Linked DNA regions of Homo sapiens: region 2 is linked to region 1. Evidence: chromatin loops called from intact Hi-C (ENCODE). Cell type or tissue: OCI-LY7. All regions are shown on one strand. Links, peaks and the distances in the headings refer to the core of each region. The heading gives the core; the rest is flanking DNA.

Region 1 (16,952 bases), core at 5,823-10,822:
TCTCCTGACCTTTTGATCCGCCCACCTCAGCCTCCCAAAGTGCTGGGATTACAGGCATGAGCGACTGTGCCCAGCAATTTTTTTTTTTTTAGAGACAGGGTCTTGATCTGTTGCCTAGGCTGGAGTGCAGTGGTACGATCATAGCTCACCGTAGTCTCGAACTCCTGGGCTCAAGCGATCCTTCCCACCTTAGCATCCTGAGTAGTCAAGACTACAGGTGCATGCCACCAATTCTGGCTGATTTTTATATATATTTTTTGCTTAATCTGACAACTTTACCCCTATAGGAAGCCCAAGGTGAATTCAGGTTTATCTCAGGTAATCTTCACCACACCCTCAGGTGATGAAAAGAACAGAGATTTATTTACATCTCACTGTCTCTGCATCAGGTCAGGAGAAACCCCTGGGCCGCAAGGGCCGATTAGGTCACCCAGAAAGGAAGGCTGGAGGGCTGGGCCTCAACCCACCCCACGGCAGCCCCTCCAGACTAGCCTGTTGCAAGAAGGGTGGAGAAGGGGGGCTGCTTTCTCAGGGCTGAGGACAGCCTCTCTCCTCTAGGTAACTATTAAAAACTACTTTCCCTGGCCAGGTGCAGTGGCTCATGCCTGTAATCCTGGCACTTTGGGAGGCCAAGGTGGGAGGATCACTTGAGTTTAGGAGTTCAAGACCAGCCTGGACAACACGGTGAAACCCCGACTCTACTAAAAAAATACAAAAATTAGTCAGGCATGGTGGTGCATGACTGTAGTCTCAGCTACTCAGGAGGCTGAGGCAGAAGAATCACTTGAATCCAGAAGGCAGAGGTTGCAGTGAGTGGAGATTGCACCACTGCACTCCAGCCTGGGCAACAAGTAAGACTCTGTCTAAAAACAAAAACAAAAACAAAAACCCTACTTTTCCTGATACACATGTTGAAGTATTTACGGGAAGGTGTCTGCAGTTTACTTTGAAAGGCGTTATAGGGCCGGGTGCAGTGGCTCACGCCTGTAATCCCAGCACTTTGGGAGGCCGAGGCATGCGGGTCACGAGGTCAGGAGATCAAGACCATCCTGGCTAACACAGTGAAACCCTGTCTCTACTAAAAATACAAAAAAAATTAGCCGGGCGTGGTGGCGGGCGCCTGTAGTCCTAGTTTCTCGGGAGGCTGAGGCAGGAGAATGGCGTGAACCCAGGAGGCGGAGGTTGCAGTGAGCCGAGATCGCACCACTGCACTCCAGCCTGGGGGACAGAGCAAGACTCCATCTCAAAACAAAATAAAAATATAAAATGAAAGGCATTATGAAAACTAGGATGGATTTATGGCTGGATAGAGCGAGGTTAGGTAGGTGAATGGTTGTGAGATAAAAGATAATAAAATGTTAGTGTGGAATCTAGGAAGAGGTATATATTTGCTCATTGTAATATTATTTCAACTCTGCTGCATGTTGGGAAATTTGCATAATAAAATGCTGGAAAAAATTTCCACTAATAGAAAAATATATTCACTCATAGAAAAATTGGAGAATACAGAGGAGTGAGCCCCCAAATCTCCAATTATCCCACAACTCAACAATATTTTCTAATATTTCCTTCTGCCTTTATTATTATTATTATTTGAGACAGGGTCTTGCTGTATCACCCAGGCTGGAGTACAGTGGTGCAATCATGGCTCACTGCAGCCTCAAACTCCTGGCCTCAAGTCATCTTCCCATCTCAGCCTCCAGAGTAGCTGCGGCTACAGGCATGCGCCACCACGGTTGGCTAATTTTTAAAATTTTTTGTAGAGATGGGGTCTTGCTATGTCGCCTAGGTTGGTCTTGAAAACCTGGGCTCAAGCGATTCTCCCGCCTCGGCCTCCCAAAGCTCTGCGATTACAGGCATGAGCCACTGTGCCCAGCCCCTCCTGCCTTTTAAAACGTGTTTGTTGTTGTTTACAAATCTGGAATTATTCCATATATATATGTTTTTTCATTCCTGCCTTTATCACACACCACAGCTAATAGTTTTTGAGTGTTTATATTGTGGCAGGCACTGTGATAAATCCTTTACATAAATTATCTCATTTAATCTTGTATCGTGCTGACAGCACTTCTCCCATGCTAATAAAAGAAGTCCACAGGCATTGCTTGTAATGGTGATTTGATAGTCCATCACATGGGATTAGTTAACTATTGCTGGAAATTTAGGTTGTTTCCCATTTTTCACCATTATAAACAGAGTCTCTGAAACACTCTTAGGCAGAAGGCTTTTTTTTTTTTTTTTTTTTTTTAGATACAGGGTCTCGCTATGTTGCCCACGCTGGTCTTGAACTCCTGACCTTATGTGATCCTCCTACTTCTGCCTCTGAAAGTCCTGGGATTACAGGCATGAACTGCCATGCCCGACCAACAGAAGTCCTATCTCCTCTCTCTCCCCTGCTCCTAGGGACAACTTCCTCACCTGATCACTTCTCTGGTCCTATCGTCCACTAAAGCATTACCACCCCCCCCACCTTGCAGGCATTTTAATGTCTTGGCTACCTCTTGGAGGCTCCCTCTGTCCATTGGGGGTTGGAGGCCACATCCACTAAGTCAGAGCCTCTGTCTTTTCAGCAGAGCCAGGCAGGGACTGCACCCAGGTGGCCCACAGCACCAGCAGACAGCGGCTTCAACTACCCTCCATCCACTGGAAAGGGACTTGTGGGGAGTATGCGGGGAGCACAGGTGGGGGACCAGGGGAACTGGAGGGACCAGATATCTGGAGGCCTGTGGGGTGGGCAGGGGTTAGAGGACATCCTTTGGAGGGGGTCTAGACGGAGATGGTTACCCACAAAGAGCAGTAGGGTGGGAGAGATCTTTTATGTTTGTTTCTATAGTTGAATGTGCCAGTTAAATCTCATTCTGTCTGCTAGTATGGCTACTTCTCAATATTTAGGAGAAATTTCTGTTTTGTTTCTCCAGCTCTATTTTAAACCTCAAGTTTCAAATCGAACTGCTGTCTCGGTGCCAGCCGCTAACAGGCAGCGACAAGGATAGAGAACTGTACACACTCAACAATCCCTTGGCTGAGCACAGTGGTTCCCGCCTGTAATCCCAGCACTTTGGGAGGCTAAGGCGGGAAGATCACCTGAGGTCTACCTGGCCAACATGGTGAAACCCCATCTCTATTTTTTTTTTTGAGACAGAGTCTCGCTCTGTCGCCCAGGCTGGAGTGCAGTGGCGCGATATCGGCTCACTGCAAGCTCTGCCTCCCTGGTTCACGCCATTCTTCTGCCTCAGCCTCCCGAGTAGCTGGGACTGCAGGCACCCGCCACCACACCCAGCTAATATTTTTTTGTATTTTTAGTAGAGACAGGGTTTCATCATGTTAGCCAGGATGGTCTTGATCTCCTGACCTCGTGATCCACCCACCTCGGCCTCCCAAAGTGCTGGGATTACAGGCATGAGCCACTGTGCCCAGCCCCCCATCTCTATTAAATATACAAAAAAAAAAAAAAAAAAAAATAGCCAGGCATGGTGGTGGGCACCTGTAATCCCAGCTACTTGGGAGGCTGAGGAGGAGAATCGCTCGAACCCGGGAGGCGGATGTTGCAGTGAGCTGAGATCGCGAGACTGCACTCCAGCCTGGGCAACAAGAGCAAAAATCCGTTTCAAAAAAAAAAAAAAAAAAAAAAAAAACCAATTCCTTGCTATGGCTTTCCAGAGTCAGGGTGAAGTTCCAGAGACCCAGGCACCTGGGCTGGAACCCCAGCCGTGCCAGGTACCCCTGGTGATCTAGGGCACATCCATTTGCCCTCCCCCCACCCGAGCCTCAGTTTCCCCATCTGTAAAGCAAAGGCAATGCATTCCTTCACTTTCTAGTTCTCAGGGGTTGCTGTGGGTGGTGAGACAGGGCCCACGAAGGTTTGCGGTGCGGGGTGGGACGCAGTAGGACCCTCATGGGGTGACTGGTGAGTACAATTGGCCATCCTTTCTCTCCAGCCTCCGTGGGGAGGTCGCCTTGACTCGCAGACTTGGCTTTGCTCCATCTGTGCACGGCTCTCTTCCCTGGAGCCTGAGTGGAATGTTTTCTCTTCCCTCCTCCTCCTCCTCCTCCTCCTCTTCCTGTGACCGTCTGTGGGATGCCTCCAGTGTCCTGGGGTCCCCCGGAGGCGGCCCGAACCCTCTCCCCGCCCAGCGCGGCCCCTCGGCCCACCAGGCTGTTTCCAATTTGAACACCATGCATCTTGTCTCTGAGATCACAGCCGCCTCTTTGATGGAACTAATGATGATCTAGGACTTTGGGGGCCCCAGACCTCCCCAAACTGAGATAAATCCTGCCTCTGTGCAGACAAGGGGCCTCCAGCCCGGCATCTGATCCCCCTCCTCCGGGCTGGACAGGGAGGGGAGGTGTCTGTGGGAGTCCCCTCCCGGCAGGCTGGGAGGGTGGTGGCTGAGTCCAGGGAGACAGGAAGAAAGGGATTTCTCTGAGGCTCCAAAGAGGGTCCCACAACCCGGTGGGGGAGGGTGGCAAGCTTGTGAAAGGGCCTCTTAGAAGGCGGTCTGATCCCATCACAACCCAGGACACAGCTGGAGCAGAAGGCAACTTACACAGGCCAGCCTGCTTCTCAGACTCAGTGCCACTAACTGTTCCTGGCACCTTGCTTGCACCGCTGGGGACGCAGGGAGGAATGACTCTAGTTTCTGCCGCCAGGAGCTCGTGATGAGGGAGAGGGATGGGTAAACCAATGACTCCAATATTGCGTATTGAGGACTGCAATGGTGAGGACCCCAGGGGCTGTGGGAGCACGGCAGATAGGACCTGACGCAGCCTGTAGAGCCTGGAAGGCTTCCTGGAGGAGGTAGCCCTGATCTGGGTCTTGCGCAGGTCCCACAATGAGCAGATGATGTGCCCTGTCCATACAGAATAAACAATAAAAAATGATACTAAACCCTATCAAGCTTGCCCAACCTGCCTTGTTTGGCTGTTGTTGTTCTGTTCTGTTTTAGGCTTTTAGCAGCCTGAAACCATGGTTTTTAGTTTCTGTCTCTAGTGACAAGCGGAAAAGAGGGATGAGGAAGGGGATTTACTGACCCAACCAGAAACAGAAACTAAGAGCCTGTGACTGTATTCTCTCCCTTGGACACCCCTGAAACCATGAAACTTACACATATGCTGAAATTAAAATACCTTCTTTCTAGATTTTCTGATCGGAAAATTTTGGATCCGTTCATCAAAGAAGCTTTATTTTATTATTATTATTATTAATTTTTGAGACTGAATCATGGTCTGTTGCACAGGCTGGAGTGCAGTGGTACGATCTCAGCTCACTGCAACCTCTGCTTCCCAGGTTCAAGTGATTCTCCTGCCTCAAGCTCCCGAGTGGCTGGGATTACAGGTGCCCGCCACCAGGCCTGGCTAATTTTTGTATTTTTAGTAGAGACAGGGTTTTACCACGTTGGCCATGCTGGTCTCGAATTCCTGACCTCAGGTGATCTGCCCTCCTCAGCCTCCCAAAGTGCTGGGATGACAGGCATGAGCCACCACACCCAGTCTATTATTATTAATATTTAGAGATGGGATCTCTGTCAACCAGGCTGGAGTGCAGCAGTGTGTGATCATAGCTCACTGCAGCCTCGAACTCCTGGCCTTAAGCGATCCTCCTGCTTCAGCCTCCCAAAGTGCTGGGATTTTAGGTGCATGCCACCATGCACTTAGCCCATTTTAAGTTTTTAAAGAAATGTGAGTTGGACTCTGGTGAGCAGCAGAAGGTGGAGGAAGAGGAAGTGAAAGGTGAAGGAGGCAGAGGAGGAGCATTGAGTGCTGGGAAGGAGGAGGCACTGGCTGGGGGCTTGCCCTGTCTAAGGAGGGGCGTCCTCCAGGAAAATCAGACTGTTCTGTCATTCATGATCTGTCCTCCAACCTCTAGGAGCATCGCCCCCACCCCTTCCATAGCCGGGGGCCTGGCTCAGAAGCACAAGGTGCTCAGAGATACCAGTGAACCCCAGGGTAACAGTCGGAGTGGGCTTCCTGGAAGGGTCTGGAAGGACACTGACTTATCACCTCATAGCGGCTCCTCACTCTTCACAAGATAAAACTAGACTTTAGAGGGCAACTGTGGTGTGGCTCACACCTGTAATCCCAGCACTTTGGGAGGCCGAGGGCCTCTTGAGGCCAGGAGTCCAGGACCAGCCTGGGCAAACATAGTGAGAACCCATCTCTAAAAAACAATTTAAAAATGAGCCAGGCATGGCAGTGCATGCCTGTAGTCCCAGCTGCTTGGGAGGCTGAGGTGGGAGGATCACTTGAGCCCAGGAGGTTGAGGTTATAGTGAGGCATGATTGTGCCACTGCACTCCAGTCTGGGTGACACAGCAAGACCCTGTCTCAAAAGCAAACAACCCAACCAAAAAACCAACAAAACCCCCAAAATCCCTCAAAGAACAAAAACCCATAATTGTCTCCCACTCCCCCCAAAAAAACAACAAGAAAACTAGACCTTGGAGTGTGGCTTCATGGGCCCCTCTTCCATCTGCCCTTAGATGGATCTTCAATAATGCCCTATCTATATCAGCTCTTGGTTGGCGTGATAGAGATAATACATTCGCTGCTCCAGAGTCACTCGTGGTTCAGGCAAGGTCAAAGAGTCACCAGGAGTCAGTCATCACCTAAGTGGTACCTCCTGCCTGGGAAATGCCTCTATCACTGCCCACCTCCAGGTACCCAGAACTCCGGCCACTACCAAGGATCACTTGAGCCCAGCAGTGTGAGGCTGCAGTGAGCTATGATCATGCCATTGCATCCAGCCTGGGTGACAGAACCACACAGCAAGACCTGGTCCCCCCTGGACCCCCACAAAAAACCCCCAAAAAACTTAAAATGAATTCATTAAAAACTTATTAAAATAAAAATTTAGCATTTAAGGCCAGGCACGGTGGCTCATGCCTGTAATCCCAGCACTTTGGGAGGCCGAGGTGGGTGGATCACTTGAGGTCAGGAGTTTGAGACCAGCCTGGACAACATGGTGAAACCTCATCTCTACTAAAAATACAAAAATTAGCCAGGCATGGTGGTGCATGACTGCAATCGCAGCTGCTCGGGAGGCTGAGGCAGGAGAATCACTTTAACCCAGGAGGCAGAGGTTGCAGGGAGCTCAGATTGCACCACTGCACTCCAGCCTGGGCGACAGAGTGAGTAAGACTTCGTCTCAAACAAATAAACAAACAAAAACAAACAAAACAAAACACAAAACCTTAGTATTTAAAATAAATAATTAAAATGGTATTCATTAAAAAGCTGAAAATCAACCCAGGCTTAATGAAAGAAAGAACTTAGTATGCGTAAAAAAAACTTTAACGAAAACTCTTAGTATTCATTTAAAAACTTTAAACCAAAACTGAATATTCACTTAAAAACTTAAAAAATGAGCTCAGGCTTAAAAAACAAAAACAAACAAACAAAAAAAGAACTCTCCGGGCTTTCTGGGGATGTAACCAAGCTGAGGTTGGGCTTACTTCCCTCCAGCAAAGGGCCCCTTTCAAACCACTTGTGGCTGAGCCATCAGACCCAGATGTGACCTCCCCCCGTCCCGTGGGGGTCAGCAGCTCACCTGGGCCCTCTCCAGCCTGCCCTCCTGCCACCCCTGTTTATGTGTGCACCTCAGGGATTCCAAAAAGGAGTTAGTGTGGGCCTGCCTCTCAGCCACCTGCTTCCACTCTTACCTACATGACTCCATTTTCTGAGCCCGGTAGCTTTTTTTTTTTTTTTTTTTTAACAGAGTCTCGCTCTGGCCCAGGTTGGAGCGCAGTGACACGACCTCGGCTCATCACCGGTTCAAGCGATGGGCTGTAGCTGGGACTACAGGCACACACCATCCCACCTGGCTAAATATTGTATTTTTAGTACAGACGGAATTTCTCCTTGTTGGCCAGGCTCGTCTCGAACTCCTGACCTCAAGTGATCCGCCCGCCTCGGCCTCCCAAAGTACTGGGATTACAGGCGTGAGCCACCACGACCGCAGAGACCCGTAGCTTTCTAAAAGAGACTCTGAGGGTGCTTTCAGTGATGACCCTTGGCAGAAACCGGAGGAAGGGCTGAAGGTGATGGGGGAGGGGCGGAGCTCTGCCTTGAGCTTTGCTGCGGAGCCAAGCCTTCCCTCCTTGTCTAGCTCTGGCACTTTGAGCAGGTTCTGTCGGGGGTATCCCTGCCCTGGAAGCCCCTCTCACCTTCCCAGGTTAGGGGTGGCGTCCCCCAGTCTCCCTGAGGGCAAGGGCTGTTCTCATTTGTTTTGGAGGCCAGCTCTGCTCAGGGCCTGGGAATACAGTAGGTGTCTAATAAATATTTGCAGCGTTGAACTCTGTGCCCAGCAGCCCCTAGCCGTTCACCAGACAGCCTTGGCCTCCGGAGAGTGGGCTTTGGGGGAGGTGGCCTGGGCCGGGGGAGGGTGTGAGAGGCCTCATGGAGGGGGGCGGGGGCGGATCCGGGGTCGCTCTGGCTCAGCCTCCGGGGCCGTCCCCGCTGCCTTTGCAGAAGGCGCCTCCGCTGTGGCTCTTCCCCCTGGGCTGGAGCCAGAGCCTAGCGCACCCGGAGGAGGAGGAGGAGGAGGACGAGGAGGAGGAGGAGGCGGCGGCGGCGGCTGCGTTGCCGTCTGTGCCCATCACCTGAGCTGCACCGGGCGGGGAGGATAACAATTATTGGGAGAGGTTTGAAAAAAAAATCATTATCAAATAACTACAGCTTGCAAAAGTTGGCGGGCGGAACGGAAAACGCGGGCTGGATCGCTCTGGGGACGCCGCCGCCGCTCCCGAGCAGCTCCGCGGTAGCCAGAAATGGAAGGACGTACATCTGCAACGCATTTGTGCGAGGTTCACCTTGGAGACCGCGCTGCTGGATGCAGGCGGCGAGTTCACGCGAAAGGAAAAACTCTTTTAAGAGGGATTTCTCCTTGGGGGACCCTGCCCGGCACGCGCGGCGGGGAAGGGCGCCCCCTGCCAGGCGCGCGCGTGGAGCTGGGACGCTCCGATGGGGTGGGGGCCGCTTCTCTGAGCCTCAGTTTCTCAGTCTGTCCGAGGACTTGTACAGATTCGTGGCTGGCCTTGCAGGACCCTTCCAGTGGGGATATTCTTTTATTATTTTTATTTTTTATTTATTATTTTGTTTAGATGGAGTCTCATTCTTGTCGTCCCAGCTGGAGTGCAGTGGCACAATCTCGGCTCACTGCAACCTCCGCTTCCCGGGTTCAAGTGATTCTCCTGCCTCAGCCTCTCGAGTAGCTGGGATTACAGACCCCCGCCGCCATGCCCGGCTAATTTTTGTATTTCTAGTAGAGGGGTTTCACCATGTTGGCCAGGCTGGTCTTGAACTCCTGGCCTCAAGTGACCTGTCCGCCTAGGCCTCCCAAAGTGCTGACATTACAGGCTGAGCCACTGCGCCCAGCCTCCAGTGGGGATAGTCTAAGAATCTTCTTATTTCTGGCACCAGGTCCCGATGGAGGTAGAGGTACCAGCCCTTAAGGTACCAGGACCTGGTCATCGCATTCCCAGCCCTGTTTACATTCTAGGGTGCTGCGGGTACGTGATGGTCTAAGGAAGATCAAATCCACTTTCCACTTCTCAGGGCCCTGCCGACAAGTGCAACGGTTTGTTCCTTCTCAGGGGAGGAGGGGACCCCTGTCCCCCTTCTCAGGGGCAGTTCCATCCATTCTCACCTCTTGGGTCTTCAGTGTGCACCTCCCACAGCTCACAGACATCCCTGTCTCCCCTAAACCCCTTTGCCGTGACGCCCACCGCCCATCCACCTTCCCCCGCGGGCTTCCTTCTCAGAGTGGTCAGTACGTAGTCTAGTGTCCACATCTTCCTCCCTGCAGTCACTTTGAAGGTGGCCCAAGCTTCAGGGCCCCCCTCCTTCTCCAAACACGGCTGGGCCTCTGGGCTTTTTGGAGTTAGAAAAGGGGAGGGGGGCTGTGGGGAGCGAGAGGTGCAGGAGTGAAGTGTGGGGACCCTTCCTGGGACCCCTCACCCTCACACACACACCACCCCACTTGCCTAAGACAGGCACAACTGGAGCCATCTTGAGACCCAGAATTCCTCTCCAGGTTATGGTGTTTCTCACGGTCCTTGCCCACCAGGAGATAGAAAGTTCTGGAAAGATGCTGTTGGAAAGGTGAAGCTAGAAGCACGGCCTCTTTGCACAGGCTATGCTTTAAGTACTCATAACTGGCTCACATCTACTGAGCCATCACTGTGTACCAAGCACTGTTCTAACGTTTTATTTTTATTTTATTTTTTATTTTTGAGACAGAGTCTTCCTCTGTTGCCCAGGCTGGAGTGCAGTGGCATGATCTCAGCTCACTGCAACCTCTGCCTCCGCCCCCTCTCAAGTGATTCTCCTGCATCAGCTTCCTGAGTAGCTGGGATTACAGGTGCCAGCCACCACACCCAGCTAATTTTTGTATTTTCAGTAGAGATGGGGTTTCACCATGTTGGCCAGGCTGGTCTCGAACTCCTGACCTCAGGTGATCCACCTGCCTTGGCCTCCCAAAGTGGTAGGATTACAGGTGAAATGTTTTAAATGTGTTGTTTTGAAGAGACAGGACCTCCCTCTGTTGCCCAGGCTGGAGTGCAGTGGCGCAATTATGGCTCACTGCAGCTTGAAACTCCTGGGCTCAAGTGATCCTCTCTCCTCAGCCTCCCAAGTAGCTGGGACTACAGGCTTGTGTAGCCACGCCTGGCTAACTTTATAATTTTTTATAGAGTGGGATCTCACTATGTTGCCCAGGCTGATCTCAACTCCTGGCCTCAAGTGATCCTTCTGCCTCCACCTCCCAAAGTGCTGGGATTACCAGTTTAAGCCACCACGCCCAGCCACCAACTCACTTTCACTTGGCTAAATCGCGCCCTGTTTGGAAGACGGAGCCTGAAATTGGCAGGAGAGCTGGATGTGGCCATGGTCCTTCACTGCCCAGGGCGTGCTTGTCCCATCCAGCCTGTACTCCTGTGGCTGTGTGGATGACCAAGGGCTCACCTGGTCTTGCTTTTCTTCACCTCACTCTTCCCAAGAGGCTGGTTCTGACACTAACAGTCACCCATTGGTAAACAGCCCAGCACCAAAAGCCCCTAAGAACCTTCAGATAAGAGACATCCCTTGGGGGAAGGAAGAAAAAAAAAACACAACCTAACAGGAAGCCAAGTGGGTAAACGGTTACTTGCATGATTCTAAAGCCTGCATGTTTCTTCCCCAGGCGAGAGAGACTGAGCCTTTCACTCTCAGAGCCAGCTTGGCCAGAGTCTCAGAAGCAAGGTCTCTGTGCACCTTGGGGCTGTTGGCAGGGCTGAGGAGAGGAGTAACCAAATCATGGGTCTGGGAGAGAAATTTCCTCCGATGCTTTTCTGGCTCCTACCTAGAGAGTTCTCTCACTTCTGAGAGGTATCCTGTGAGGGCACAGTGGACAGGAGCAGAGACCTGGGGTCAGGCAGGCCCAGCACAGAGATGCCTAATGCCCTTGGGAAGTCACTTGACCTTCCCGAATCCACCTTTTTTTTTTTTTTTTTTTTGAGTTGGAGTCTCACTCTGACACCCAGGCTGGAGTGCAGTGGTGCAATCTTGGCTCACTGCAGCCTCCGTCTCCTGGGTTCAAGCAATTCTCCTGCCTCAGCCTCCCAAGTACCTGGGATTATAGGCATGTGCCATCATGCCCGGCTAATTTTTGTATTTTTAATGGAGATGGGGTTTTGCCACGTTGGCCGGGCTGGTCTCGAACTCTTGAGCTCAGGTGATCTGCCCACCTTGGCCTCCCAAACTGCTGGGGTTACAGGCATGAGCCACTGCACTGGGCCCCGAGTCTTCCTTTTAAACCATGAAACGGGGATTGCCCAGGTGTGATGGCTCACATTTATAATCTCAGCTCTTTGGGAGGCCAAGGCAGGAGGATCGCTTGAGGCTAGGAGTTCCAGACCAGTCTGGGCAACATAGCGAGACCTCGTCTCTACAAAAAATAACAATTAAAAAATTAGCCAAGTGTGGTGGCGTGTGCCTACAGTTCCAGCTACTTGGGATGCTGAGGCTGGAGGATGGCTTGAGCCCAGGAGTTGGAGGCTGCAGTGAGCTATGATCACACCACTGCATTCCAGTCTGGGCAACAGAGCAAGACCCTGTCTCTAAAAACCAAACACAAAAAGCCAAAAAACAAAGCTAAAACAACCCCTAGAGGTGTGATCAAAGGGCTGGGGAGGAGGGAGAGAGGAGGAGCTTCCCCAGGGGAGACTTCATCACCAAACTCTGTACCTGCAGGCACCTTGTCCTGCCCTGGAGGTGGGGGTTGGTGAACCGGAAACCCATGACTCACTCCCTCCCTGCCCAGCCAGGCCTGGACAGCTGTGCAAACAGACTGAGGAAGGGGCTTCCAGGCCACACTCTGTGCCTCTCCTCCTCCTCCTCCTCCTCCTCTTCCTCCTCCCTGGAGTCAGCCCAGGCTGGCTCCATCCCTCTGGGCCCCTTCTCTCCCTGAAAATTGCAGGAATGTGCACCACTGTGTTAGAACCAAGTCCTTGGAAGACTCCAGATTTCCCCTAGACTTGGGAGTACTGGGACTTAGGAAGAAGGGGTTGGGGCTGTCCAGGTCTCCCTGGCCCGAGGGTCTCACCCTTAGGTCCTCCGAAGCTCTGTTTCCAAGGATAGCAGACCCGCCCTCACAATAGCACCCACTCACTGAGTCCCTTCTGTCACGGTGCATACCCTGCTGTCCCTGGGACCTGTACTTGGATGTCTCAAGGGCATGTTCAACTCCCCGTGTCCCAAACTCAACTCAGGCTCTCTCCTCTCAGGATATGTCCCCGCCCTCCACCCAGGGCTCAGGCCAGAAGCCTTGGAGTCCTTCTTGACATCACCCTCTCCCTCACCTTCCCCACCCAATCTGACATCAAACTGTGTAGACTCCAGCTCCGAAAAATACCCCAATCCAACTATTCCTGGCCATCTCTGCTGCCCTACCCGTGGGGGCCTCTGCCCTCGCTCCACCTCCCATTCACTCATCCTCCACCCTGCAGCCAGAGTAACCTTTTTTCTTTTTTCTTTTTTTGAGATGGAGTCTCACTCTGTCGCCCAGGCTGGAGTGCAGTGGCACGATCTCGCCTCACTGCAACATCTGCCTGCCCGGTTCAAGCAATTCTCCTGCCTCAGCCACCCAAGTAGCTGGGATTACAGGTGTGCACCACCGTGCATGGCTAATTTTTGTATTTTTAGTAGAGATGGGGTTTCACCATGTTGGCCAGGCTAGTCTTGAACTGCTGACCTCAAGTGATCCTCCTGCCTTGACCTCCCAAAGTGCTGGGATTACAGGCATGCACCACCATGCGTGGCTAATTTTTGTATTTTTAGTAGAGACGGGGTTTCACTTTGTTGGCCAGGCTAGTCTCGAACTCCTGACCTCAAGTGATCCTCCTGCCTTGACCTCCCAAAGTGCTGGGATTACAGGCATGCACCACCACGCATGGCTAATTTTTGTATTTTTAGTAGAGATGGGGTTTCACCATGTTGGCCAGGCTGGTCTTGAACTCCTGACCTCAAGTGATCCTCCTGCCTTGACCTCCCAAAGTGGTAGGATTACAGGCGTGAGCCACTGCGCCTGGCAACCAGAGTAATTTTTTTTTTTTTTTTTTTTTTAGACAGAGTCTCGCTCTGTTGCCCAGGCTGGAGTGCAGTGGCACAATCTCGGCTCACTGCAAGCTCCACCTCCCGGGTTCACGCCATTCTCCTGCCTCAGCCTCTCAAGTAGCTGGGACTACAGGCGTCTGCCACCACACCCGGCTAATTTTTGTATTTTTAGTACAGACGCGGTTTCACCTGGTTAGCCAGGATGGTGTTAATCTCCTGACCTCGTGATCTGCCAGTCTCGGCCTCCCAAAGTGCTGGGATTACAGACGTGAGCCACCGCACCTGGCCCAGAGTAATTTTATTAAAATGTCAATCAGATCACATTTCTCCCTGCTTACAACTTTTTGATAGTTTCTCATTGGATTTAAGACAAAATCCAAATTCCATATATCACAGCCTGCAAGTCCTTCCATGCTGTATCTCCTTGCATAGTTTAATAGTCCCCTGCACTGGACTGTAAGCTCACAGAGGGCAGGAATAGCCCATTTTTATGCACTGGGGCTCCTGTAGGGTGTGAGAGAATCCCAACCCCTTGCCTTTGATCTGAGCTGGACACACTGCAAAGACATGCTCCAAAACTTTTCCCATGTGACACTCATGTGACCCACCTCAAGGGGTGCCACCACCATTTCACCTGTTACGCAGATGGCGAAGCCAAGTTTCCAAGACGGCAGGAGACTTGTAAAAGGGCACACGGATAATAACTGCAGTAGACAGGCTGTACTGGCGTTCACTGTGTGCTATGACCGGTTCTAATCACTCTGTGTGTAGTTTTACATTGAATGCTACATACTAACCCTGAAAAGTAGACAGTCTTCCTTCCTCCCTCCCCTCCTCCCTCTTTCCCTTCCTTCCTCCCTCCCTTCCCTCCTTCTTCCCTCCCTCCCTCCCTCCCTTCCCTCCTTCTTCCCTCCCTCCCTCCCTTCTCTCTCTCTCTCTTTCTTTCTTTTTTTTTTTTTTGGAGACGTTGTCTCGCCCTGTTGCCCAGGCTGGAGTGCAGTGGCACAGTCTCGGCTGACCTCCGCCTCCTGAGTTCAAGTGATTCTCCTGTCTCAGCCTCCTGAGTAGCTGGGATTACAGGCATGTGCCACCACACCCAACTAATTTTTGTATTTTTGTAGAGACAGGGTTTCTCCATGTTGGCCAGGCTGGTCTCAAACTTCTGACCTCAGATGATCTGCCCGCCTCAGCCTCCCAAGGTGCTGGGATTACAGTGTGAGCACCATGCCCAGCCAAACCTCTTTCAATTCTATCATGCATAGCTCTGAGATTCTCATCTGAACATGGCTTCCTTCTCTACATGGATTTGTGCTGAGACATGTGCTAGAAAATGCCATTTCAGTCTTGATGAAATCTCTCGAAACACATTTGAAATCCATTTTCCTTTCTCTCACTTTAATTCCGGGAGGAGTTAAGTCCCAATTGAATTTTCTTTTCTTTTTTTTTCTTTTGTGTGTGTGTGTGTGTGTGTGTGATGAAGTTTCAATCTTGTTGCCCAGGCTGGAGTGCAGTGGTGCGATCTTGGCTCACTGCAACCTCCACCTCCCGGGTTCAAGTGATTCTCCTGCCTCAGCCTCCAAAGTAGCTGGGATTATATGTGCCCACCACCACGCCTGGCTAAATTTTTGTATTTTTATTAGAGACAGGGTTTCATCATGTTGGCCAGGCTGGTCTCGAACTCCGGACCTCAGGTGATCCACCTGCCTTGGCCTCCCAAAGTGCTGGGACTACAGGTGTGAGCCACTGTGTCTGGCCCCAGTTGAATTTTCCTTTGATGTGGGGGCAGCTGTGGCCTGGCCTTTGTGGGGAATGGGTGTGGGCAGGTACAGGTTCCACTTAGTGTTTCATGATGGGAGAAATCTTGGCTGGCTAGAGTAGCTCACGCCTGTAATCCCAGGACTTTGGGAAGCTGAGGCTGGTAGATCACCCGTGGTCAGGAGTTTGAGGCCAGCCTGACCAACAAGGTGAAACTCCGTCTCTATTAAAAATACAAAAATTAGCCAGATGTGGTGGTGGGCGATTGTAATCTCAGCTACTTGGGAGGCTGAGGCAGGAGAATCACTTGAACCTGGGAGGCGGAGGTTGCAGTGAGCCGAGATCATACCACTAGACTCTAGCCTGAGCAACAGCCAGACTCCACCTCAGAAAAAAAAAAAAAAAAAAAGAAAGAAAAGAAATCTCTTAAGGTCTCAGTTTCTCAGCCAGAAGGTGGAGGCCATAGTACTTACCCCTTCTTCTTGCCTTCCTTTCCAGAGCTGATATGCTGGGCAAACGAAATAAACCCACGTGTAGTGGACATCTGGGACTCTGTCTGCCCTGGGCCATTTCCTTGTTTCTTGAATCAGACTCAGTTCTGGTCATCGTGATTGGGCCAATGGGGTGGTCACATGACACCACCTGGGCCTATCACAGCCCTTCCCTGGGACTTCACACTCTAGAGCAGGAGAACAAAATCCCTTTTCTTTTTTTTCTTTTACAGGGTCTTGCTGTGTTGCCCAGGCTGGTGGGCAGTGGTATGATTGTAACTCACAGCAGCCTTGAATTCCTGGGCTCAAATGATCTTTCTGCTTCAGCCTCCTGAAGAGCTGGGACTACAGGCGTGCACCACCATGCCTGGCTAATTTTTAATTTTAATTTTTTTTTATTTTTTTTTTGAGACAGAGTCTCACTATGTCGCCCAGGCTGGAGTGCAGTGGCATGATCTCAGCTCACTGCAACCTCCACCTCCTGGGTTCAAACGATTCTCCTGCCTCAGCCTCCAGAGTAGCTGAGACTACAGGTGCGTGCCACCATGCCTGGCTAATTTTTTATATTTTTAGTAGAGACGGGGTTTCACTGTGTTAGCCAGGATGGTCTTGATCTCCTGACCTTGTGATCTGCCCGCCTCAGCCTCCCAAAGTGCTGGGATTACAGGTGTGAGCCACTGTGACCGGCTGCTAATTTTTGTTTTTTAGAGACAGAATATCCCTCTGTCACCCAGGCTGGATGACAGTGGCATGATGTTCATAGCTCACACTGCAGCCTCGACCTCCTGGGCTCAAGCAGTCCTCCCACCTCAGCCTCCTGAGTAGCTGGGACTGCAGGCCCGCACCACTGGGAATGCAGTGCATGGCTAATTTTAAAATTTTTTGTAGATTTGGGGTCTTGCTTTGTTGCCTATGCTGGTCTGGAACTCCAGGCCTCAAGCGATCCTCCCGTCTCGGCCTCCCAAAGTGCTGGCATTACAGGTGTGAGCCACCGCGCCTGAAGGAATTGTACAATTCATTGTTACTGTGGCCCCATCAGAATAAAATCCCAGTTCCAAAACCTTCCTTGTTTCACATTTCTTCTTCCTCTCTTCCCTCCTTTCTTCTTTCTTTCTATAGC
Region 2 (14,335 bases), core at 3,425-8,424, 55 kb before region 1:
CTGACTTGTGAGTGGGAGGTGGGATTAGTTTACACAAGCTCCGTTTATCCGCTAGCGTTTTATTACCAACCAAGTCAGACCAGGTGGTGGGGTTTGGTTTTGTTTTCTTTTGAAACTTGTCTGTGTTTTACTGTTCACCTGGTTGCCTCTTACCCCCACCTGTGATTGTGATGTTTTCTTTTAAAACACACACACACAGACACACACACACACAGACACACACACACACACAGACACACACACACACACACACACACACACACACAGGCTCCCTTAGGAAGAAAAAAAAGGAAAGAAAGAAATGACCCTCTGGTTCCCCCTACCCCTTGCTGTCCCCTGTAGCCTGATCTATTTAAGACCCGTTCTCTTCAAACAGATCTTGCCCCAGTTTCTCCTGCGCCGCCTCTTCCCCTCTGCCCCGTGTCTTGCGCATTTGACACCAACTCAAGAATCTTGTAGCCTCTTGCCTTTCCACTCCCGGCAGAGTTTGTTATTCAGCACTTCAAAGCGGGCACTTGTTTGCACCTCTTGTTTCAAACAATAGACCAAATTTCCTGTTACTGAGTCTCTTAAAAACTGCCTCCCTCGCGCTCCCTGGAACAAATTGCAGCGGGCACTCTGCAGATGAAGAAAAAAGCTCAATCCTCACCCTTCTGCATCTCAGAGGAGCCAGCGCCATGGGGCAGAGAGAAGGTCACAGGTGTGGACATCAGACAGACAGACCTGTGTGCAAACCCTAAGCACTGCATGCTGCTTTTTGGCTGGGTGACTTTGGGCTGGTTACTTAACCTCTCTGAGTCACCTTGTCCTCACCTGTAATATCTGAACCTTACCTAACCCATCCCTATGGCTGTGTTCAAAACGAGATCCAATGCTAGAGGTTAAGATAATTATCGAACATACCTTCTTGTATCTTTGTTAGGATTAAATGAGTTAATACACATTAGACCTTGGCACAATCATCCCTCAGTGACGGTTTTAATTTTTCTTCCTCCTTATTCCTCATTCCAGAAGGGATCTTTGGCCCTGCTCTCCTTCAATAACTCTGTTTCATTGCTATTAGAACATTGCATTCACCAGCCCAGATCCATATCCTATAATGGTCTCAGCCCATTAGGAGTGTAGTGTTTGTTCTTACTTTCTTGTTCCTGGAATATCATTTTTTGCTTAACTTCAGGATGATGAAAATACCTGAGGGATGGAGCCATAGCACTGCAGTTTTAGGACAGGGAAAATATTATGTGTGATGTTGTAATGGTAAGCACGTGACATGCATTTTTCACAATCCTCGGAACTGTACAACTAGAAAGGTAAACCCTAATGTAAACTGTGGACTTTAGTTAATAGCGATGTAATAACAATGTGTCAATATGGTTCTGTTTTTTTGTTTGTTTGTTTGTTTTTCAGAAGCAAAATCTCCCTCTGTCGCCCAGGCTGGAGAGCAGTGGCGAAGCCTTGAACTCCTGGGCTCTGGCGATCCTCCTGCCTCAGCCTCCCAAGTAGCTGAGACTAGGGCTGTGTGCCACTACATAGAGCTAGTATTAAAAAAAAAAAATTTTTTTTTTGGCCAGGAGCAGTGGCTCACACCTGTAATCCCTGCATTTTGGGAGGCCAAGGCAGGCAGATCACCTGAGGTCAGGAGTTCGAGACCAGCCTGCGTGGCGAAACCCCATTTCTACTAAAAATACAAAAACTATCTGGGCATGGTGGTGGGTGCCTGTAATCCTAGCTACTCGGGAGGCTGAGGCAGGAGAATCACTTGAACCCAGGAGGCAGAGGTTGTAGTGAGCTGAGATTGCTCCAATGCACTCCAGCCTGGGGAACAGAGTGAGACTCCACCTCAGAAAAAAAAAATTGTAGAAACATGCTGGTCTCAGAGTCCTGGCTCAAGTGATCTTCCTGCCTCGGTCTCCCAAAGCACTGGGATAACAGGTGCGAACCACTGCACTTGGCCAATATGGTTTAATTTTTGTTTGTTTGTTTTCAAATTTTTTGAGACAGGTTCGTTCTCTGTCACCCAGTGAGGTGTGTCATCATACCTCACTACAGCCTCCAACTCCTGGGCTCAAGCGATCCTCCTACCTCAGCCTTCTGAGTAGCTGGAACTACAGGCACACCCCACCACACCCAGCTAATTTTTTCATTTTTTGGCTGGGTGTGGTGGCTCACACCTGTAATCTCAGCACTTTGGGAGGCCAAGGCAGGTGGATCACTTGAGGTCAGGAGTTTGAGACCAGCCTGGTCAGCATGGTGAAACCCCATTTCTACTAAAAATAACAAAAGTTACCCTGGTGTGATGGTGCACACCTGTAACTCCAGCTATTCGTGTGGCTGAGGCATGAGAATTGTTTGAACCTGGGAGGCAGAGGTTGCAGTGAGCTGAGATCACGCCATTGCACTCCAACTTAGGTGACAGAGTGATACCCTGTCTCAAAAAAAAAAAAAGGTATATGTGTGTGTGTGTGTGTGTGTGTGTGTGTGTGTGTGTGTGTGTGTGTAGAGACAGGGGGTCTCCCTATGTTGCCTAGGCTGGTCTTGAACTCCTGACCTCAAGCGATCTTCCTGCCTCAGACCCCTAAAATGCTGGGATTATAGGCATGAGCCACTGTGCCTGGCCGTGGCGTTACCTTTCCCAGGCTGTGGCCTCAACCCCTGAGCCACTGGCCTCATCTTCCTGACTTGCTAGAAATAGTGGTCGGGGGAAATCACCAAATCCTCTAAAGGCTCTGGAGCCCAAACTAAGTGAAGGAAGCAAAGAGTCTTGTTGCACAGAATAAAAACCGCCTTCCTACCCATCTCAGATCCCACTGAGCAACTGAAGTCTTACTCTTTGGTATCCTGAGGCCAAGATTGCAATAACCATTGAGTAAAAAGCAACCACAATAGGCCAGCAGCCACTTCTAAAACATATTTTAAACACAGATGGAAACTTCCCAGCACATCCTGTCTGGTTGTCTAGTCCCCAAACTCTGTGAGATTGAATTTCCGTGGCATGTCACTGATTAATAAAACCATCAATTTAACATCTATTCCCAACGTGTATCATGGGTGAGACAGGCCCTATTGCTGTTATCTGGAATTGAGCTTGTTCATGATTCATTAGCCAGGTGTGGTGGCACATGCCTGTAATCCCAGCTATTTGGGAAGCTGAGGCAGGAGAACTGCTTGAACCCGGGAGGTGGAGGTTGCAGTGAGCTGAGATCGTACTGCTGCACTCCAGCCTGAGCAGCAGAGCGAGACTCTAGGTGAAAAAAGAAAAAAAAAAAATAACAAAAACAGGTTGTTCATAATTCAACAAAAGCCAAATCACAAAGCCACAGAATTCATTGGGAATTATAGTCGGTAATAATTACAAGTTGCTTTAGTGGTGTGATGAGCAGGAAAAGGCAGAAATTGTGAAGTTTCAGAAGAGGCCCAGTTGCTTGTACTGGTTGTATGACTTCCTTATGCCTCACTTTTCCCATCCATAAAATGGGGGCAATAAAACTTGCTTCACGAGCTTGTAAGGAATAATTAAGATAACACATGTCGGCCAGGTGCTGTGGCTCATGCCTGTAATCCCAGCACTTTGGGAGGCCAAGGCGGGTGCATCACTTGAGGTCAGGAGTTCAAGACCAGCCTGGTCAACATGGTGAAACCCCGTCTCTACTAAAAATACAAAAATTAGCCAGGTGTGGTGGCACATGCCTATAGTCCCAGCTACTCTGGAGGTTGAGGCAGGAGAATTGCTTGTACCCGGGAGGCAGAGGTTGCAGTGAGCCAAGATTGTGCCACTGCACTCCAGCCTAGGCGACAGAGTGAGACGCTATCTCAAAAAAAAAAAAAATGATAACACATGTCCAGTGTCTGTGGGACACCTAGCATGTATAAAGGCCAGTTTCTATCCCAGCACTTGGGGAGGCCGAGGTAGGGGGATGGCTTGAGGCCAGGAGCTCAAGACCAGCCTGGGCAACATAGCAAGACTACGTCTCTACAAAAGATTCAAAAAGTTAGCTGGGGCACGGTGGCACATGCACTTGTTTTCCCAGCTGCTCAGGAGGCTGAGGCAGGAGAATCACTTCAGCCCAGCAGTTGGCGCCTGCAATGAGCTGAGATCGTACCACTGCACTCCAGCCTGGGTAACAGAGTGAGACTGTCTCAAAAAATTTGTTTTTTTAAAATTGCCTGAGCCTAAGAAGATATAGTAGGTGAAAAATGAACATAAAATGATGCGTGGGTGACATCTTCTCTATTTTGCTCTGTGTTTCCAAGCATCTGATATAAATAATTTACAGTGTTAAAAATGAGTTAACAGGCAGGGTTTTTGATGGACAGAAGAAAATTCATTCTAAAAGAGGGCTAGTCTTCATAATGAGAGGCTGCTGAGTGGAGGAAAATTTCGAATTTAGACAAGCATCTTTTACATAGTTATTAATCCGGTTGGATAGAATTTTTAATAATTAAATGGTATTACTGCAATATAAGTGATATTTTATTAAGCTTAAATGAAATGTGCATTTAGGAACTTCATTTGAAACATTGCCTACTTTGTTATTCTATTTTTCATAATTGCATATGTTTGGAAATTATGTTTTGCCTTCCGCACTGTATTATCTGCCTTAGCCCTTTGCCTTATTTATAGGAATGTTATTTCTTATGTTTTAAGGAAATTGATATGAAAGCTCTAAATGACAAACTCCGAAGCTAGCTTCAAAAGTTTCTGACTAATCGCTAATGAAATATCCATAATAGATGAGGAAGAAAGCATAAATCCCAATGAAACACAGCTTCACTTCGTAAGTGTCTCGTGTTTGTTTGACAGCTTTTGAAATTTTCTTTGTCATTTGGAAAATCAATACAAAATACAGCTAAACACCAGACTTTGCCTCTCAGCCTAAGACAAAATAAAAGATTGAAAGCTTCCATATCACCAGCTGTCAATTTTTGAAGATCATATTGCTTAATGCAATAATTTTTTTCTCTGCCCAAACATTACTCAGCCTCCATGATCTCTTGTTAAGACCCAGATGCACACACATTATGTCTGTGAATTCACAAAGACGCGAGACAGCTGGTGGTTATCGGTTTAGTCGATTAATATAGAGAGAATGGTAATGAATGACTACCGTCTCCACCCCTGCCCACTCTTATTTTGAGAGTAAATTGTGCACCCTGGCTTCCTGAAAGAGCACGGATTAACCAGCGCTCCTAACTGTCCTTTGCTTGTTGTTTGTTTGTGAGGTGTTTGTTTGTTTGTTTGTTTGTTTGGAGACTGGATTTCACTTTGTCTTCCAGGCTGGAGTGCAGTGGAGCAATCATAGCTCATTGCAGCCTCAAACTCCTGGGCTCAAGTGATCCTCCTGCCACAGCCTCCCAAGTAGCTAGGACCACGGAAGTGTGCCACCACACCTGGCTAATTAAAAAAAATTTTTTTTTATAGAGACAGGGTCTCTCTATGTTGCCCAGGCTGGTCTCAAACTCCTGGCCTCAAGCAATCCTCTTGCCTCAGCCTCCTGAGTAGCTGGGACTACAGGTGCATGCCCAGCTATTAAAAAAAAAACAAAAAAAAAAACCTTTTTTTTTTTTTTTGAGACAGAGTCTTGCTCTGTTGTCCAGCCTGGAGTGCAATGGCTCGATCTTGGCTCACTGCAACCTCTGTCTGCCGGGTTCAAGCAATCCTTCTGCCTCAGCCTCCCGAGTAGCTGGGACTACAGGCAAGCACCACCATGCCAATCTAGTTTTTTATATTTTTAGTACAGATGGGGTTTCACCATGCTGGCCAGGCTGGTCTCGAACTCCTGACCTCAAGTGATCTGCCTGCCTCGGCCTCCCAAAGTGCTGGGATTACAGGCGTGAGCCACCGTGGCCAACCAAAAACAATCTTTATAGTGATGGGGTCTTGCTATATTGCCCAAGCTGGCCTCAAACTCCTGGACTCAAGCAATCCTCCCAAAGTGTTGGGATTACAGGCGTAAGCCACCACAGCCAGCCTCCTAGTCCCTTCTTAACTTCTCTTAAATCGTCCCTGTTTGATTCTGTTTCCTGCTAGTCCCCTGACGGATACAGCAGGAATTAAAAAATATATATTTAACTTGTACATAAGTGAATGGAAATGAATAAAGAAAACATGTACACAACTTAGCAAAGTAGGATTCAGTTGGGAGCTGGTTCACTTTTCCCTGTTGTTAGTATGCATAATACCACACTTTTCTTTCTTTCTTTTTTTTTTTTTTTTTTGAGACAGCGTCTCGCTTCATCGCCCAGGCTGGAGTGCAGTGCAGTGGCGTGATCTCAGCTCACTGCTACCTCCACCTCCCGGGCTCAAGCAATTCTCTTGCCTCAGCCTCCTGAGTAGCTGGACTACAGGTGCGCCACCACGCCTGGCTGATTTTTTGCATTTTAGTTGAGACGTGATTTCATCATGTTGCCCAGGGTGGTCTTGAACTCCTGAGCTCAGGCGATCCACCCCCCTCGGCCTCTCAAAGTGCTAGGATTACAGGCATGAACCACCACACCCAGCCTAGTATGCATAATACCATAATTTTTTTAAAAAATTTTAAGTTCTGGGATACATGTGCAGAAAGTGCAGGTTTGCTATATAGGTATACATGTGCCATGGTGGTTTGCTGCACCTATCGACCTGTCATCTAGGTTTTAAGCCCCGCATGCATTAGACATCTGTCCTAATGTTCTCTCTCTCCTTGCCCCCCCACCCCCCAACAGGCCCCGGTGTGTGATGTTCCCCTCCCTGTGTCCATGTGTTCTCATTGTTCAACTCCCACTTATGAGGGAGAACATGCGGTGTTTGGTTTTCTGTTCCCGTGTTAGTTTGCTGAGAATGACGGCTTCCAGCTTCATCCATGTCCCTGCAAAGGACATTAACTCATTCTTTCTTTCTTTATTTTTTTTTTGAGATGGAGTTTCTCTCTTGTTGCCCAGGCTGGAGTGCAGTGGTGCCATCTCGGCTCACTGCAACCTCTGCCTCCGAGGTTCAAGTGATTCTCCTGCCTCAGCCTCCCAAGTAGCTGGGATTAATTACATGCATGCACCACTATGCCTGGCTAATTTTGTATTTTTAGTGGAGGCGAGGTTTTAGCATGTTGGTCAGGCTGGTGTCAAACTCCTGACCTCAGGTGATCCACCTGCCTCAGCCTCCCAGAGTGCTGGGATTACAGGGGTGAGCCACTGTGCCCGGCCAAACTCATTCTTTTTTATGGCTGCATAGTATTCCATGGTGGCGTAATACCATAATTCTAATGCATCCCTGATTTAGTTCTTTTTCTGCTAACCTCTAAACACAGGGAGGCAGGCACCAAGCCTGTCTTCCTCCTTTCTCATTCTTTTGACTTCAGGGCCAGGCTGTGTCAATAAAGATGTGTAGAATGAATGAAGGCATTCCTGGCTGATTGTATGCAATGACAACATCTCTTGCTGGGTCTGAGGCCGAAGTCCTTTGCTGTTCTGATCTGAGAGCATTTAGCTCTGAGGATCAAGTGAGAAGCCTCAAAGGCCATGTGCTCAAAGCGTAGAACAGTCTGACCCCTGTTTCCTGCAACAGACAGGGGCGAGTTAAAGGTGATACACTCTCTTGCAAACGGCTCACGGGGTGTCCTGGGAACTCTCATGGGGAGACGTGGAGTTTCTGGTGTGGGTGAAGATTGGGAAAGACATTTGCAAAGTGAGGACCAACAGAGGCCGAGGGCTGGAAAGAACAGGCTTTCATCATTGTCAGGGAACTGTGACAGAGAGAAGCAAGCCCAGGAAACGAGTTGGGTAACCTTCAGCTTCTCCATTACTTTTTTTTTTTTTCTTTGAGACAGAGTCTCGCTCTGTCACCCAGGCTGGAGTGCAGTGGCGCGATCTCGGCTCACTGCGAGCTCCACCTCTCGGGTTCACGCCATTCTCCTGCCTCGGCCTCCTGAGCAGCTGGGACTACAAGTGTCTGCCACACACCTGGCTAATTTTTGTGTATTTTTGGTAGAGACGGGGTTTCACCGTGTTAGCCAGGATGGCTTTTTTTTTTTTTTTTTTTTTTGAGATGGAGTCTCGCTCTGTCACCAGGCTGGAGTGCAGTGGCACAATCTCAGCTCACTGCAACCTCCGCCTCCTGGGTTCAAGAGATTCTCCTGCCTCAGCCTCCCAAGTAGCTGGGATTACAGATGCCCGCCACCACGCCCGGCCAATTTTTCTATTTTTAGTAGAGAGGGGTTTCACCATGTTGGCCAGGGTGGTCTCGAACTCCTGATCTCATAATCCGCCTGCCTCGGCCTCCCAATCTGCATTACTTTTATTAATAACACTTAGCCTTGAAGCATGGATCTGGAGACAGGCATGTGAAGGCATCCAGTTTGCAGAAAGAACTTGGTCAAGTTTGACTTCAACAATTTCTCTTGGAGGAAAAAAAAAAAGCAGCAGCTCTGAACTCCAGTGGGATTTCCTGCACCTTAAATCTTGGGCATCGAGATCGCCTGGGTATGGTCATCACTAAAAGGACAATGGTAGGGTATTGGAAGTAAGTAGCATAGGCCAGATGGGGTGACTAATGCCTGTAATCCCAGCACTTTGGGAGGCCAAGGCTGGTGGATCACCTGAGGTCAGGAGTTCAAGAGCAACCTGGGCAACATGATGAAACCCCATCTCTACTAAAAATACAAAAATTAGCTGGGCATGGTGGCGGGCACCCGTAATCCCAGCTACGTAGGAGGTTGAGGTATTGCTTGAACTGGGAGGTAGAGGTTGCAGTGAGCCGAGATCACGCCATTGCACTCCAACCTGGGTGACAAGAGCAAAACTCTGTCTCAAAATAAATAAACATATAAATAATAAAATGTCTGCTATAGTGTTTGGCACAGAATAGATGCTCAAATTTTGGGGAGCTAGGACTTATCATTCTGGTTCCACTTTGGTATCATTAGTCTGCTCATGGTGTGTTTAGGCCACCTCAAGTCCTCTGGCCAGACTCTTAAAGGAGGCCAGCCTCCATGGGCTCACACCTTGGTGAAGGCGGCATCCCCCACCAGGCATAGGTAAGTATGGACTTCTCCTCCAGGCTAGGCTGTGCTGTGCTAGGCCAGGCAACCCTGACATGCGTGGTATTAGGTGGGGCCGGAAAAAAGGGGCTTAAGAAGGTGATGCAGGGCTGGGTGCAATGTAATCCCAGCACTTTGGGAGGCCGAGGCAGAAGGATCACAGGGTCAAGAGATCGAGACCATCCTGGCCAACATGGTGAAACCCCATGTCTACTAAAAATACAAAAATTAGCTGGGTGTGGTGGCATGTGCCTGTAGTCCCAGCTACTCGGGAGGCTGAGGCAGGAGAATTGCTTGAACTTGGGAGGTGGAGGTTGCAGTGAGCTGAGATCACGCCATTGCATTCCAGCCTGGGTGACAGAGTGAGACTCCGTCTCAAAAAAAAACAAAAAATGATGATACAGAAATCAGGTCCGTAAAGCCCAGTTTCTGCCTTGGGCAGCTTCTAGGTCATGGATGGTGGAGAGATGATAGAAGTGGACACCACGTGACTGGACCCTCACTGTGCATCAGAAAGAGGGAAAGATTGGGAACGACAGCCCAGACCCTTCTGCTTTTCTTTTTTTCTTTTTTTAGATGGAGTCTTGCTCTGTCGCCCAGGCTGGAGTGCAGTGGCGCAATCTCGGCTCACTGCAAGCTCCACCTCCCGGGTTCACACCATTCTCCTGCCTCAGTCTCCTGAGTAGCTGGGACTACAGGCACCCGCCACCACGCCCGGCTAATTTTTTGTATTTTTAGTAGAGACGGGGTTTCGCTGTGTTAGCCAGGATGGTCTCAATCTCCTGACCTCATGATCCGCCCACCTCAGCCTCCCAAAGTGCTGGGATTACAGGCGTGAGCCACTGCACCTGGCCTTCTTTTTCTTTTTTAGAGAAAAAGGTCTTGCTTTGTTGCCCAGGCTGGAGTGCAGTGGTGCGACCATAACTCACTGTACCCTCAAACTCCTGGGCTCAAGGGATCCTCCCATCTCAGCCTCCCAAGTAGCTGGGACTACAGGCACATGCCACCACTCCTGGATAAATTTTTTTTTTTTTAATAGAGATGAGGTCTCACTATGTTGCCTGGGCTTGTTTCAAACTCCTGGCCTCAAGTGATCTGCGGCCTCCCAGAGCACTAGGATTATGGGTGTGAGCCACCGCTCCCAACCTGCTTCTGCTTTTCATTTCCCTTCATTCCCTCCCCCTTGGGTTCTATACTCTCAAGTTCACAGGATCTAGGGACCAAGTCACCCAGTGGCCATTCTCCAGGGCCACCTGGGTGAGCCTCCTGAAATGCTTACCTCTGGCATCTCTCCTTTTTTCCCTTTTTTGAAGACAGTCTCCCTCTGTTGCCCAGGCTGGAGTGCAGTGGTGCAATCTCAACTCACTGCAACCTCCGCCTCCCAGGTTCGAGCGATTCTCCGGCCTCAGCCTCCCGAGTAGCTGGGATTACAGGTGTGCACCACCATACCCAGCTAATTTTTGTATTTTTAGTAGAGACAGGGTCTTGCCATGTTGGCCAGGCTGGTCTCAAACTCCTGGCCTCATGTGATCCACCTGACTCAGCCTCCCAGAGTGGTGGGATTATAGGCGTGAGCCACTGTGCCCCGCCTGGCCTCTCTCCGGCAAGTCTTTCACGCTCCTCGCTATTTTCCCTGGAGTTAAGCTCTAAGCCCCTACTTCCAGTCTCAGCCTCTATCCTTCCATCAGTGCTCCAGCCCTCCAGAATCCTCCCTCCTCCCTGCTCCCCAGACACCATGTACACCAATAGGGCCCCACAGTCCTTTAATGGCCAGCGTCCACCATGACTGGTCAGGGCCCCTCCCTTCTGATTGGACAGTTGTTAAAGCGTTTTCTAACATCCACCCGCATCTGAACGTCCCAGGCACCAGAGTCATCACTGATTCCTTTCTTTGCCCGGGGTTTAATCACTCCATGCAAGGGACGGGCATGTCTTCTGTCCCACTTTGTAAGGGTGCCCAACTCTCCAGGCCAAGGCTATCCTTTGGCCCTCAGAGCACGTCACATGGATTTCATCTCAGAATCGGATGTTGCCTGCAGTCTGTTGGTCTCACTGTGTTTCAGTTATTTTCCAATTTCTTCCACTGACCTGAGCTCCACCTCAGGGCGGAGACCTTGTCATATTTCTCTACAGGCCTGGCACATAGTAGGCATCTAATAAATGTCTTTTTGTTTGTTTGTTTTGAGGCGGACTCTCGCTCTTTCGCCCAAGCTGGAGTGCAGTGGCGCGATCTAGGCTCACTACAACCTCCACCTCCCGGGTTCAAGCTATTCTCTTGTGTCAGCCTCCCGAGTAGCTGGGATCACAGGTACGCGCCACCACACCCAGCTAATTTTTTGTAATTTTAGTAGAGACGGGGTTTCGTCAGGTTGGCCAGGCTGGTCTCGAACTCCTGACCTCAGGTGACCCACCCGCCTCAGCCTCCCAAAATGCCGGGATTACAGCTGTGAGCCACCACGCCCCACCACGTGTAATAAATGTCTGATGAGTGCAGGTAGGAAAAAAGGAGCCGGGCTCCTTCCTCAGTGAAGAGTTAAAGGTCAAGGGTCATGAGGTCTAATCTATCCCTCTGTACAGTTTATTTTCAGGGTCTCCTTTTGTATTTAAGAATGGGTGAGCAGCTGTGGACGGTGGCTCACGCCTGTAATCCCAGCACTTTAGGAGGCTGAGGTGGGAGGATTGCTTGAGCCCAGGAGTTTGAGACCAGCCTGAGCAACATAGCAAGACACCGTCTCTACAAAAAATAAAAAAATTAGCCAGGTGTGGTGGTGTGGGCTTGTAGTCCCTGGTACTTGGGAGGCTGAGGTTGCAATCCTTAAGGAGAATCGCTAGAGCCTGGGAGGTCAAGGTTGCAGTCAGCTTAAATCACACCACTGCACTCCAGCCTCAGTGACAGAGCAAGACCCTGTCTCAAAAAAAAAAAAAAGGGAAAAGAAAAAAATAATGGGAAAACCATACCAGCCACCTCCTACCTTGCTGGAAGGTGACCAGCCTGAGGTCTGGTTTTCCACAATTTCCTGAAAACTTCCCAAACATCTGGCGCCAGTGTGAAAAGAGCCGGGTGAGGCCTGGAGCCAGAATTAGGCCATCAGTGTTCCCTGAACCTGATAAAATCCTAACCGTCCCAGAAGCCAAGCTGGACTGGGGCGTGAGATCATCACATGCCTGAGATACTTGAATCAACTTGTTCACAGCTTTCCTGGGTCATGTTTTTCATAATTCATGATTCACAGGAGACTTTTAACAACAAAAACATTCAGATTAAATTTTTATATGAGATGTTTTTCCTTTCTTCTACAAGCATTATCAACCATTTCGATCACAAAAAAAAAAAAACCCTCTGCCCACCTCCATAATTATTTAAGGATTTTTTTTTTAACTTGTTTTTCTACTTAATTTGATTCAAAGATAGGAACTCTGGGTATCGAAAGGTGGCATTAAATTGTGGTTTCTCAGGTGACTCAGACAATTTGATGATCCAATTTGTTTTCCTTTCTTTCTTTTTTTTCCTTTTTTTTTTTGAGTCAGGGTTTCGCTCTGTCGCCCAGGCTGGAGTGCAGTGGTGTGATCACCAGTCACTGCAGCCTGGAACTCCTGGGCTCCAGCGATCCCCCCATCTCAGCCTCCCAAGTAGCTGGGACTACAGGCATTTGCCACCACACTTGGCTAATTTTTAAATTTTTTGTAGAGATAGGATTTCACTATATTGCCCAGGCTGGTCTTGAACTCCTGGGCTCAAGCAATCCTCCCACCTTGGCCTCCCAAAGTACTGGGATTACAGGGGTGAGCTACCATGCCTGGCGCTTTTTTTTTTTATTAAATAGTACATGATGCCCTGTCCCTCAAATGAAAACAAATAGGGCAGATTGCTTGAGCCCAGGAGTTTGAGACCAGCCTGGGTAACATGGCGAAACCCTGTCTCTACAAAAAAATACAAAAATTAGCTGGGCATGGTAGCACGTGCGTGTAATCCCAGCTACTCGGGAGGCTGAAGTGGGAGGATCACTTGAGTGCAGAACATCAAGTTTACAGTGAGCCGTGATCATGCCACTGCACTCCAGCCTGGGTGACAGAACAAGATCCTGTCTCAAAAAAAAAAAAAAAAAGAAAAAGAAAGAAAAAGAAAAGAAAACCACACCAGAAAATCTTTTAGCAATACCCTCAAGTCAGTTTTCTCTTTTTTCTTTTTTTTCTGCTGAAAGAATACTCAAAGAAACAGCCCAGCTCTTTTTATTTCTCATGGATACTTTTCAGGGACCTATGTGTGTAACCATTAAAAGACATATTGGAACCATGCTGAAAATTCCATCTCTTTGAATAAGGACTGACTTCACCCAGTCCCCAAGAAGTAACAAGACGGCTGATTACTGTCATTATTTTTGCCATTTGAAAACTCTCCACAGATGTTTCTTTCTCTACGGTCAGAGAGGCTGCTGCTTCAAGAGTAAGACTTGTGCCATGTTGCCTTCAAACAGGAGAAGGGGAGGGGAAAACGATTTAAAAACAAGAGGGAGCTGGGTGCTGTGGCTCATACCTGTAATCCCAGAGCTTTGGGAGGCCAAGGCAGGAGGACTGCTTGAGACAAGGAGTTCGAGTCCGGCCTGGGCAACATAGTGAGATCCCATCTCTATGACTGATAATTAAAAAAAACAAAACAAAACATGTTTTAATTAAAAAAAGAAAAATCAACAAAGAGTATTTTTATGATGGTCTTTTGGAAACAAGTTTGCTTTCTCTTGTTTTCTCTGTGCTATAAGGCCAAGGGCACAGGTCCCTCCTCCGAGGTGAGGCTCCTCTCTCTGACCAGGTGGGGAGTAGGTCTGGCTGCACAGTGGAGGGTGGAGCATTGCCCGTCATTCCTTCAGGACTGACACCCTCAGTGCCCCGCTGCTGGGAATGCTGGTGGCTAACAGCTTTTAGCTGAGTCCTTTTGCAAATATAGCCTCCCCAAAGACAGCCACCTTGGTCAAGTCCATGGCCCTCCCCGAAGGCAGCCAACATCTATGGCTTCTCAGTGTAGGGGTTATAAAGGCCCAGTCCCCATGCCTCAGGGTGGGACAACCCTGATGGGTGAACGCAGTTCCGGGGACCTCACAGGATTTGCTGTGGCCTTTGTTTGTGACTTTAGAGCAGCTCAGCCCTTCCCTCACTTCCTTAAATGAATTGATCCAGAAGTATTGACCCAGTCCCAAAAAGCTTTCTTCACTGAAAATTCTGTCTCAGAGTCCGCTTCCCGGAGAACTGATTTTTTTTTTTTTTTTTTTTTTTTTTTTGATACAGAGTTTCGCTCCTGTTGCCCAGGCTGGAGTGCAATGGCGCAATCTCAC

Evidence for each region. A loop is a pair of places that touch in the nucleus more often than their neighbours do. Peaks named below come from ENCODE experiments on the same cell type or tissue, not always from the same donor. Only the 100,000 strongest peaks of a DNase experiment are listed, where the experiment ranks them.
Region 2: it touches region 1 in a loop (8-fold over the local background); 14 of 110 quality-filtered maps call a loop at or near these places.

What each region holds. Positions count from the first base shown.
Region 1 is chr7:101,735,295-101,752,246 of GRCh38, reverse strand. No RefSeq gene overlaps it. Among named protein-coding and RNA genes, the nearest start is that of CUX1, 74 kb to the left of the region's middle. RefSeq lists enhancers at 7,258-7,778, 8,407-9,350, 10,834-10,903, 11,024-11,103 and a silencer at 8,408-8,527. In OCI-LY7, for the core only: CTCF peaks have their summits at 8,692 and 8,897; DNase peaks (open chromatin) are centred at 7,506, 8,036, 8,456, 8,716 and 2 weaker places; H3K4me3 peaks cover 4,126 bases; H3K27ac peaks cover 5,000 bases.
Region 2 is chr7:101,790,347-101,804,681 of GRCh38, reverse strand. No RefSeq gene overlaps it. Among named protein-coding and RNA genes, the nearest start is that of CUX1, 20 kb to the left of the region's middle. RefSeq lists an enhancer at 268-817. In OCI-LY7, for the core only: a CTCF peak has its summit at 4,041; DNase peaks (open chromatin) are centred at 4,059, 6,361, 7,511 and 7,831; H3K4me3 peaks cover 1,232 bases; H3K27ac peaks cover 4,359 bases.